2 separate regions of the Homo sapiens genome follow, and region 2 is linked to region 1. A link is an interaction called in ENCODE POLR2A ChIA-PET data of the cell type or tissue named here. Cell type or tissue: OCI-LY7. All regions are shown on one strand. Links, peaks and the distances in the headings refer to the core of each region. The heading gives the core; the rest is flanking DNA. Region 1 has its middle 27 kb from the start of TUBA1A. Region 2 has its middle 22 kb from the start of TUBA1C.

Evidence for each region. Peaks named below come from ENCODE experiments on the same cell type or tissue, not always from the same donor. Only the 100,000 strongest peaks of a DNase experiment are listed, where the experiment ranks them.
Region 2: POLR2A ChIA-PET joins it to region 1 with 5 read pairs; 7 of 35 experiments call an interaction of 5 or more read pairs at or near these places.

What each region holds. Positions count from the first base shown.
Region 1 is chr12:49,159,395-49,163,786 of GRCh38, forward strand. No RefSeq gene overlaps it. Among named protein-coding and RNA genes, the nearest start is that of TUBA1A, 27 kb to the right of the region's middle. In OCI-LY7, for the core only: no CTCF peak of the experiment used is centred there; a DNase peak (open chromatin) is centred at 2,227; H3K4me3 peaks cover 1,122 bases; H3K27ac peaks cover 385 bases.
Region 2 is chr12:49,241,316-49,245,707 of GRCh38, forward strand. It overlaps a transcript of TUBA1C not described here. Among named protein-coding and RNA genes, the nearest start is that of TUBA1C, 22 kb to the right of the region's middle. In OCI-LY7, for the core only: no CTCF peak of the experiment used is centred there; no DNase peak of the experiment used is centred there.

The DNA of each region.
Region 1 (4,392 bases), core at 90-4,089:
CCTCCCAAGTAGCTGGGAGTACAGGCACCCGCCACCACCCTTGGCTAATTTTTTTTTGTATTTTTAGTAGAGATGAGGTTTCACCGTGTTAGCCAGGATGGTCTTGATCTCCTGACCTCATGATCCGCCTGCCTCGGCCTTGCAAAGTGCTGGGATTACAGGTGTGAGCCACTGTGCTCTGGCTCATTTTTGTATTTTTTTTTTTTTGAGATGGAGTCTCGCTCTGTTGCCCAGGCTGGAGTGCAGTGGCGCGATCTTGGCTCACTGCAAGCTCCGTCTCCCGGGTTCACACCATTCTCCTGCCTCAGCCTCCTGAGTAGCTGGGACTACAGGCACCTGCCACCACGCCTGGCTAATTTTTTGTATTTTTAGTAGAGACCGGGTTTCACCATGTTAACCAGGATGGTCTCCATCTCCTGACCTCGTGATCCGCCCACCTCAGCCTCCCAAAGTGTTAGGATTACAGGCGTGAGCCACCGTGCCCAGCCCTAATTTTTGTATTTTTAATAGAGACAGGGCTTCACCATATTGGCCGGGCTGGTCTTGAACTCCTGACCTCAAATGATCCACCCTCCTTGGCCTCCCAAAGTGCTGGGATTATAGGCATGAGCCACTGGGCCCGGTCCAGACCTTGGATTTCATATGCTGGTCTACTTCTAGTATTTTGTGCCCCTTTCCCTTCATTCTTGCCTTAGGGTGAGCTGCCCACATGCACAGTGGCCTACTAACGCCTGGCAGGTGAGCATGCGCAGTGTGTTTACTGGAGTTGTAAACATATTCACCTGAGGTTTTCTTCCCTTTTCTGGTGGAATGCCCTGGAAGGTCATATGCCTCCATTTTGCCTCTTAATGTGCATGCTCGAGCCCACTCGCCCAGTTCCTTAGATCTTACGGAAGCTGCTGATTACCAATTTCAGGTGTTTATCTGTTGGGAAACTGCCTCTCCCTGGTACTGGCTGTGACCAATTATTTTAGATAGGTAGTGTGACAACTGCCTGACCATTGGTCACCTGACATTCCTGGTGGGTGCAGGGAGCCCTCTCCTGCCCTGCTCTTGCCTGTCTAACTACCTACTGTAACAGTACTAAGGAGATTGCCCCCTTGGGAACTCCGTGTAGCTCCTGGCTTTTGTGATTGCAATAGCATCAGTAAAAGCCTGACACTGTGGAAAGACACAAACATGCAAGGACCTGCTTATCTCTAACCTTGCACCACTCACTGAGGCAGGAGAATAGGGACTAGAGGCAGGGAACCTAAGGACTTCCTAGAACTAAATCAAATGAAAATGAAAACACTTCAGCTATGACAAAAAATATCCTCCTCATTTACATAGGGCGTACACCAAGTAACCAGTGGGAACCTCTAGAGGGGATGTAAACCCCAGAAAATTCTTTTTTCTTCCTTTCTTTCTTTTTTTTTTTTTTTTTTTGAGACAGAGTCTCACTCTGACACCCAGGCTGGAGTGCAATGGTGCGATCTCAGTTCACTGCACCCTCCGCCTCCTGGGTTCAAGAGATTCTCCTGCCTCAGCCTCCTGAGTAGCCGGGGTTACAGGCACCCACCACGGGCCATGCCTGGCTAATTTTTGTATTTTTTAGTAGAGACAGGGTTTCTCTGTGTTGGTGAGGCTGGCCTTGAATTCCCAACCTCAGGTGATCTGCCCACCTTGGCCTCCCAAAGTGCTGGGATTACAGGCATGAGCCACCACACCCTAAACCCAGGAAAATTCTGTAACTGAGCCCTTGAGCCCCTATGTTTGGCCTGCTCCCACCCTGTGGAGTGTACTTTCATTTTCAACAAATCTCTGCTTTTGTTGCTTCATTCTTTCCTTACTTTGTACATTTTGTCCAAATCTTTGTTTAAGACACCAGGGACCTGGACACCCTCCACTGGTAACATCATGACATGTATGCAAAAATTGTCCGCAAAATTTACATATAAACGATTAGAATTTAAGAATTCCCAAAACCCCCTTTAGACAGGGTTTCACCACGTTGGCAAGGCTGGTCTTGAACTCCTGACCTCAGGTGATCCGTCCACCTTGGCTTCCCAAAGTGCTGGGATTACAGGTGTGAGCCACCATACCTGGCAGGGAACTTCATTATTTAAAGGAGAAAGAGCAAGCAGGAGGGGGAAAACGGGAGGTAGGGTAGGTAGTGAGGCGAATTGTTACATTCTTGTGAGGCTCTGATTAGCCTCAGTAAATTGACATTTTACATGTGAAAAGGGGAAGTAGAGGAAATGAGGCTATGGTACAGGATTGTGAAATTACAGCTATCTGGTAACAAAAGGAATGCAGTAATTCAGCTCTCAAGCTTAATGTCCCTTTGGCATAGTGAGTTTGGGGTCCCAAGATTCTATTTTCTTTCACACTAACACCAACAACAATAACAACAAAAGAACAAGACATCTGCAAGAAAATAGTATCTTTATTGAGAGATATTATGAAGATATTATGATTAATGTACTGAGAGATATATCACGTATTATTTGGAGGTATCAGATTACAAAGATGCTAATTCTACTTAAATTGCCCTATAAATTAAGTGCACTGGGAAGGTGGAGTAGACATACTTCCTAAATTCCTCCCACTAAATACAACTAAAAACCCTGGACATTATATATAAAACAAACATAAGAAGACTGAAAGAAAAGCCGGGCGTGATGGTTCATGCCTGTAATCCCAGCACTTTGAAAGGCTGAGGCAGGTGGATCTCTTGAGGTCAGTAGTTAAAGACTAGCCTGGCCAATATGGTGAAACCCCATCTCTACTAAAAATACAAAATTAGCCATACATGGTGGCGTGTGCCTGTAATTCCAGCTACTCAGGAGGCTGAGGCAGAATTGCTTGAACCCAGGAGGTGGAGGTTGCAGTGAGCCAAGATCGCACCACTACACTCCAGCCTGGGCAAAAGAGTGAGACTCTGTCTCAAAAAGAAAAAAAAAAAAAGACTGAAAGATGGAGAGAAGGCAGCAGACAAGCTAGGGATCTTGGGGGTCCAAGGAACAACATAGTGATGAGTTTCCTGGGTTTTCTTCCTACCTTACATCTCGAAGCCTTGGAACTGAAGAAGCTGACAATCCAAAAATGCCGAAGGGTGAGACAAAAAACGAAAACCTTCTCTCACTAGCCAAAGAACCAGGAAAGGGAAAATCTAGCAAGACAGCAAACTTTATATAACAACTCCTGTACTCCAGCCAAGTGCTACAGAAAGAACTGTGACCCTACCCCTACCTGTATCACCAAGACTGAGTGGGGAGCCTAGACTTCCACCCTTGCTAGGCTGTAACAAGGTGCTCCAAAGGATAGTCTTTTCTACAAATGGTGCTGGGACAACTGGATATTCACATGCAAAGGAATGTAGTTGGACTCTGCTGTGTGAATAGTGTCACCCTATCCAACATTCAGTGTCCACTTACAACCTCAGAATGTGGCCCTCTTTAGAAATAGAATCTTTGCAAATGTAGTTAGTTAAGATGGGGAATTACTGGATTAGAGTGGGCCCTAAATCTAATGACTGTCCTTATAAGAAGGCCATGTGAAGACACAGAAACATAGTGAGAATGCCCGGTAGCAACACAGGCAGAAATTGTAGTGGTGTCTACAAGGTAAGTAAGGAATGCCAAGGATTGTCAGCACCAGCAGAAGCTAGAAGAGAGGCATGGGACAGATTCTCCCTCAGAGCCTCTGGTAGGAACCAAACTTGCCAACGCCTTGATTTCAAACTTCTAGCCTACAGAACTATGAGGCAATACATTTCTTTTGTTTTAAGCCACTCAGTTTGTGGTTTAAAAGCAGCTCTGAGAAATTAATACAGACTCCTACCTCACACCATACACAAAAATTAAAATGGATCAAAGACCTAAATATAAGAGCTAAAACTATAAAACTCAGAAGAAGAAAACAGAGATAAATCTTTATTACTTTTGATTAGGTAATGCTTTCTTAGATATGACACCAAAAGCACAAGCAACAAAAGAAAAAAAATGGTAAGTCAGACTTTTTTTTTTGAGACGGCGTTTAGCTCTTGTTGCCCAGGCTGGAGTGCAGTGTTGCGATCTTGGCTCACTGCAACCTTCACCTCCTGCGTTCAAGCAGTTCTCCTGCCTCAGCCTCCCCAGTAGCTGAGATTACAGGTGTGCCACCGTGCCCAGCTAATTTTTTTTTTTTTTTCTTGAAACGCAGTCTCGCTTTTTCGCCCAGGCTGGAGTGCAATGATGTGATCGCGGCTCACTGCAACCTCTGCCTCCCGGGTTCAAGTAATTCTCCTGCCTCAGCCTCCTGAGTAGCTGGGATTACAGGTGGCCACCACCATGCCACAAGGCCCAGCCTAACTTTTTATTTATTTTACTGTTCTTTTTCTTACCTCTTAAATGAGTATTAGTTCTTTTT
Region 2 (4,392 bases), core at 185-4,184, 82 kb after region 1:
GTGCCTAACTAGTGCCTCAGACCAGGCAAATGTTAGGTAGGATTCAACACTGAGATGGGAGGGAAAGGTGTTTCCATTGGAGGAACTGGCAGGACCACATACAAAGGTATAGACCTGGAAGAGTGACAAGGAGCATGAATGTGGTTTGCTTCAGCCTGAAGGGACTGACAGGAGGTAAGATGGGGTGATTATGATGTGAGTGTGAGTTTAAGGCAGTGGTCATCAGAACTTGAAATAGTTACAATTCATGCAATTTCTGGTGTATGATAAATGCTTTACACATATTTTCCTCCCCTCCCTCCCTCCCTCCCTGCCTTCCTTCCTCCCTTCCTTTCTTCCTTCCTTCCTTCCTTTTTTGAGAGTCTCGCTCTGCCCCCAGGCTGGAGTGCAATGGCGCGATCTCAGCTCACTGCAACCTCTGCCTCCCGGATTCAAGCAATTCTCCTGCCTCAGCCTCCCAAGTAGCTGGGACTACAGGCGCACGCCGACACGCCCGGCTAATTTTTTGTATTTTAGTAGAGATTGGGTTTTACTATGTTGCCCAGGCTGGTCACGAACTCCTGAGCTTGGGCAATCCGCTCACCTCAGCCTCCCAAAGTGCTAGGATTACAGGTGTGAGCCACTGTGCCCAGCCTTTATACATATTTTCATCAAAACTTAGAGCCTTCTTTCTTTCTTTTTTTTTTTTTTTGAGACAGAATTTCATTCTTGTTGCCCAGGCTGGAGTGCAGTGGCGTGATCTCAGCCCACTGCAGCCTCCGCCTCCTGGATTCAAGTGATTCTCCTGCCTCAGCCTCCCGAGTAACTGGGATTACAGGTGCCCGCCACCACACCTGGCTAATTTTTTGTATTTTTGGTAGAGATGGGGTTTCACCATGTTGGCCAGGCTGGTTTTGTACTCCTGGCCTCAAGCAATTCACCTGTCTTGGCCTCCCAAAGTTCTGGGATTACAGGTGTGAGCCACTGCACCCGGCCAAAAGTTTACAGCCTTCTTAGACAAGGTGGCATGAGGAAAAAAATGTGGTTTGGAGCCACAGATCTAGCTCCTTCCATTTGTAGAAAATATTACTTAACTAGCAAAACCAGTCCCCATGGCCAAACCAATCAGTCAAATGGAGTTATTTTGTTTTTTTGTTTTGTGTTGTGTGTGTTTTTGTTTTGTTTTGTGTTGAGATGGGGTCTTGCTCTGTCACTCAGGCTGGAGTGCAGTGGCACAATCCTAGCTCACTGCAGCCTCAAATCCCCAGGTTCAAGCAATCCTCCCACCTCAGCCTCCCGAGTAGCTGGGACTGAAGGTGCACACCACCACACCCAGCTAATTTCCAGCTAATTTTTTTGTTGTTGTTGTTATTTATACAGACAGGGTCTCCCTGTGTTGCCCAGGCTGTTCTCAAACTCCTAGTCTCAAGCAATCCTCCTGCCTCGGCCTCCCAAAGTGCTGGGAATACAGGTATGAGCTACCGCGCCTGGCTCATCTGTGACTTCTAATTCTGTTGTTGTTGTTTTGAGACAGGGTCTTACTCTGTTGCCCAAGCTGCAGTGCAATGGTGTGATCTCAGCTCACTGCAACCTCTGCCTCCCAGGCTCAAGCTGATCCTCCCACCTTAGTGGCCTGAGTAGCTGGGACTACAGGCGCATGCACCACCACACCCAGCTAATTTTTGTATTTTTAATAGAGACAGGGTTTTTGACATGTTGCTCGGGCTGGTCTCGAACTTCTAGGCTCAAGTAATCTGCCTGCCTCAGCCTCTGGAAGTGCTGGGATTACAGGTGTGAACCACCGTGCCCGGTCGTGACTTCCAATTCTAAGAAGCTTGCCGTGAATTTGTTAAGATGAAATAAGGTGCAGGCTGGTTGCGGTGGCTCATGCCTGTAATCCTAGCACTTTGGGAGGACAAGGTGGGCGGATCACCTGAGGTCAGGAGTTCAAGACCAGCCTGGCCAACATGGAGAAAACCCCATCTCTACTAAAAATACAAAAAATAGCTGGTGGCGCGCGCCTGGAGTCCCAGCTACTAGCCAAGCTAAGGCGGGAGAATTGGTTGAATCTGGGAGACAGAGGTTGCAGTGAGCCAAGATTGCACCACTGCCCTACAGCCTGGGTGACAGTGTGAGACTCCATCTCCAGAAAAAAAAAGAAATCAGGTGCTACCCTGTGAGTGCTTCTTACTTGGCTCTCAGGAGCTCCTCCGTCAGTCATGATGCTTCTCCAATTATCCCTTTGCTTGGGAACATCGCACATAGCATAGTTCAGGATGGCTAAGGGATAGCTTTTTGTTTTTGATTTTTATTATTTTATCTATTTATTTATTTTGAGACAGAGTCTTGCTCTATCGCCCAGGCTGGAGTGCAGTGGTGCAATCATGGTTCACTACAGCCTCAATCTTTTTGCTGTGAAGGCTAAGAGGACTTGGGAAGGGGAGGCTGGAAAAGAAAAATCAGCTCATTGCAAACCATTCTCAGGCAGTTCCCTTTAAGGAAAGGGTACATTTGGTGGTTTAGAACCTGGAAATTGAGACTTGTAATACTATCTCATTAAAAGAAAAACTTTAGGCCAGGCATGGTGGCTCGTGCCTATAATCCCAGTGCTTTGGGAGACCAAGGTGGGAGGATCTCTTGCTGTCAGGATGTCAAGACCAGTCTGGGCCACACAGCGAGATCCCGTATCTACAAATAATTTAAAAATTACCTGGGTGTGGTGGCGGGCACCTGTAATCCCAGCTACTCGGGAGGCTGAGGCACGATAATCACTTGAACCCAGGAGGTGGAGGTTGCAGTGAGCCGAGATTGTGCCACTGCACTCCAGCCTTGGTGACAGAGTGAGACTCTGTCTCAAAAAAAAAAAAAAAAGAAAAAAAAATCTGCTTTAAAACATGTATTGCCTGCAGAAACAGCTGAATTTTCAGCAAGGCCCTAAATGGGGCTCTAAATGGCCTCACCACTCACCACAGTATTTTCATTTTCAAATTCCACACATTGTTTGGTCATGTTTCTCCTTCTCCATCTTTTACCACAAAATGGATGTTTCCCTTCTGATTTGGGAGACTATGTCTTCTTAGAAGAAACATCTAAAAATGGGAAAGCTTGTGATTAAGAAGAATTTACATCTATAGTCGTGGTCTTTTGAAGATATCTACGGTATCTTCAAAATGTTCAAATGTCCAGGGAAGAAGGAAGTTAAGGGAAGTAATTTGAGTAGCTTCCCTATTTTTAGAAATTCTATTATGACCAAATTTTCCCAGAGAGGTATTTTTTTTTTTCTTTTGAGATGGAGTTTCATTCTTGTTGCCCAGGCTGGAGTTCAATGGCATGATCCCAGAGAGGGGATTCTTTAGAGTTCACAAAGTACATCATAATAAGGCATAATAATACCTTATAGTTGTGTCTAATGGATATAATATCAAAGAGTTTTCATGATCTTATCCCTGCATTCCCACCAGTCATGTCTCCACTGTGTGTAAGGATGGAAAATGAGATTGAAGGCCATCCCAGACTCACAGTCTGAACAGGAGCTCAGACCTCCTGACAAATACTATGTTGGGAAAGGACTCTGAAGCATCCTCCCAGATGCTTGCTCAGACCACACCTTCCTTATAATAACTTTATAATAACACCCCAGGTATTATTTTAGCTATTTAACAGAAAAAAAACAAGACTTGGAGAAGATAAATATACTCATCAAGTACACAGTGACTAAGTGGCAGAGCTATAATTCAGCCCAGGCCTGTCTTACTCAGAGCCTGTTTTAGTGCCTGGGAAGTAAATGATAATTTTTGATAAGACAGTTTCAGTACAGTGGTCAAGACAGAACACAAATTACAAGGGGTTTATTCACTTATTCATCACTTGTTTATTGAGGAGGGTGAAACGTCCAGCTATGGCAGTGTGAAGAGGTGGGCAAATTCTTTCCCTAAAAAAAATTACAAAGGTGGAAAAAATTGACAAAAATGACCATTTCTGGCACTCTGAAAATTGACCAAAGGCATGTAATAATCTGAGAAACAGCCAGGCACGGTGGCTCACACCTGTAATCCCAGCACTTTGGGAGGCCAAGGTGGGAGGATCACTTGAGGCCAGGAGTCTGAGACCAGCCTGGGCAACATAGTGAGACTCCCATCTTCACAAAAAATAAAAATAAAAAAATTAACCAGGTAGTGGTGGCACATGCCTGTAGTCACAGCTACTCAGGAGGCTGAGGTAGAAGGATTACTTGAGGCTAGGAATTTGAAGCTGAATTGAGCTCTGATCACTGCACCCCAACCTGGATGAAAAAAACCTGAGAAGCGTTTATGTTTGAGTAACTGCTGAACTTTTGTAATAACAGTGGGAATCTGTGGCATCTTGCCTGGGGACACTCCCATTCTCAGCTGTCCCTTCAGCTCCGTCAGCAAG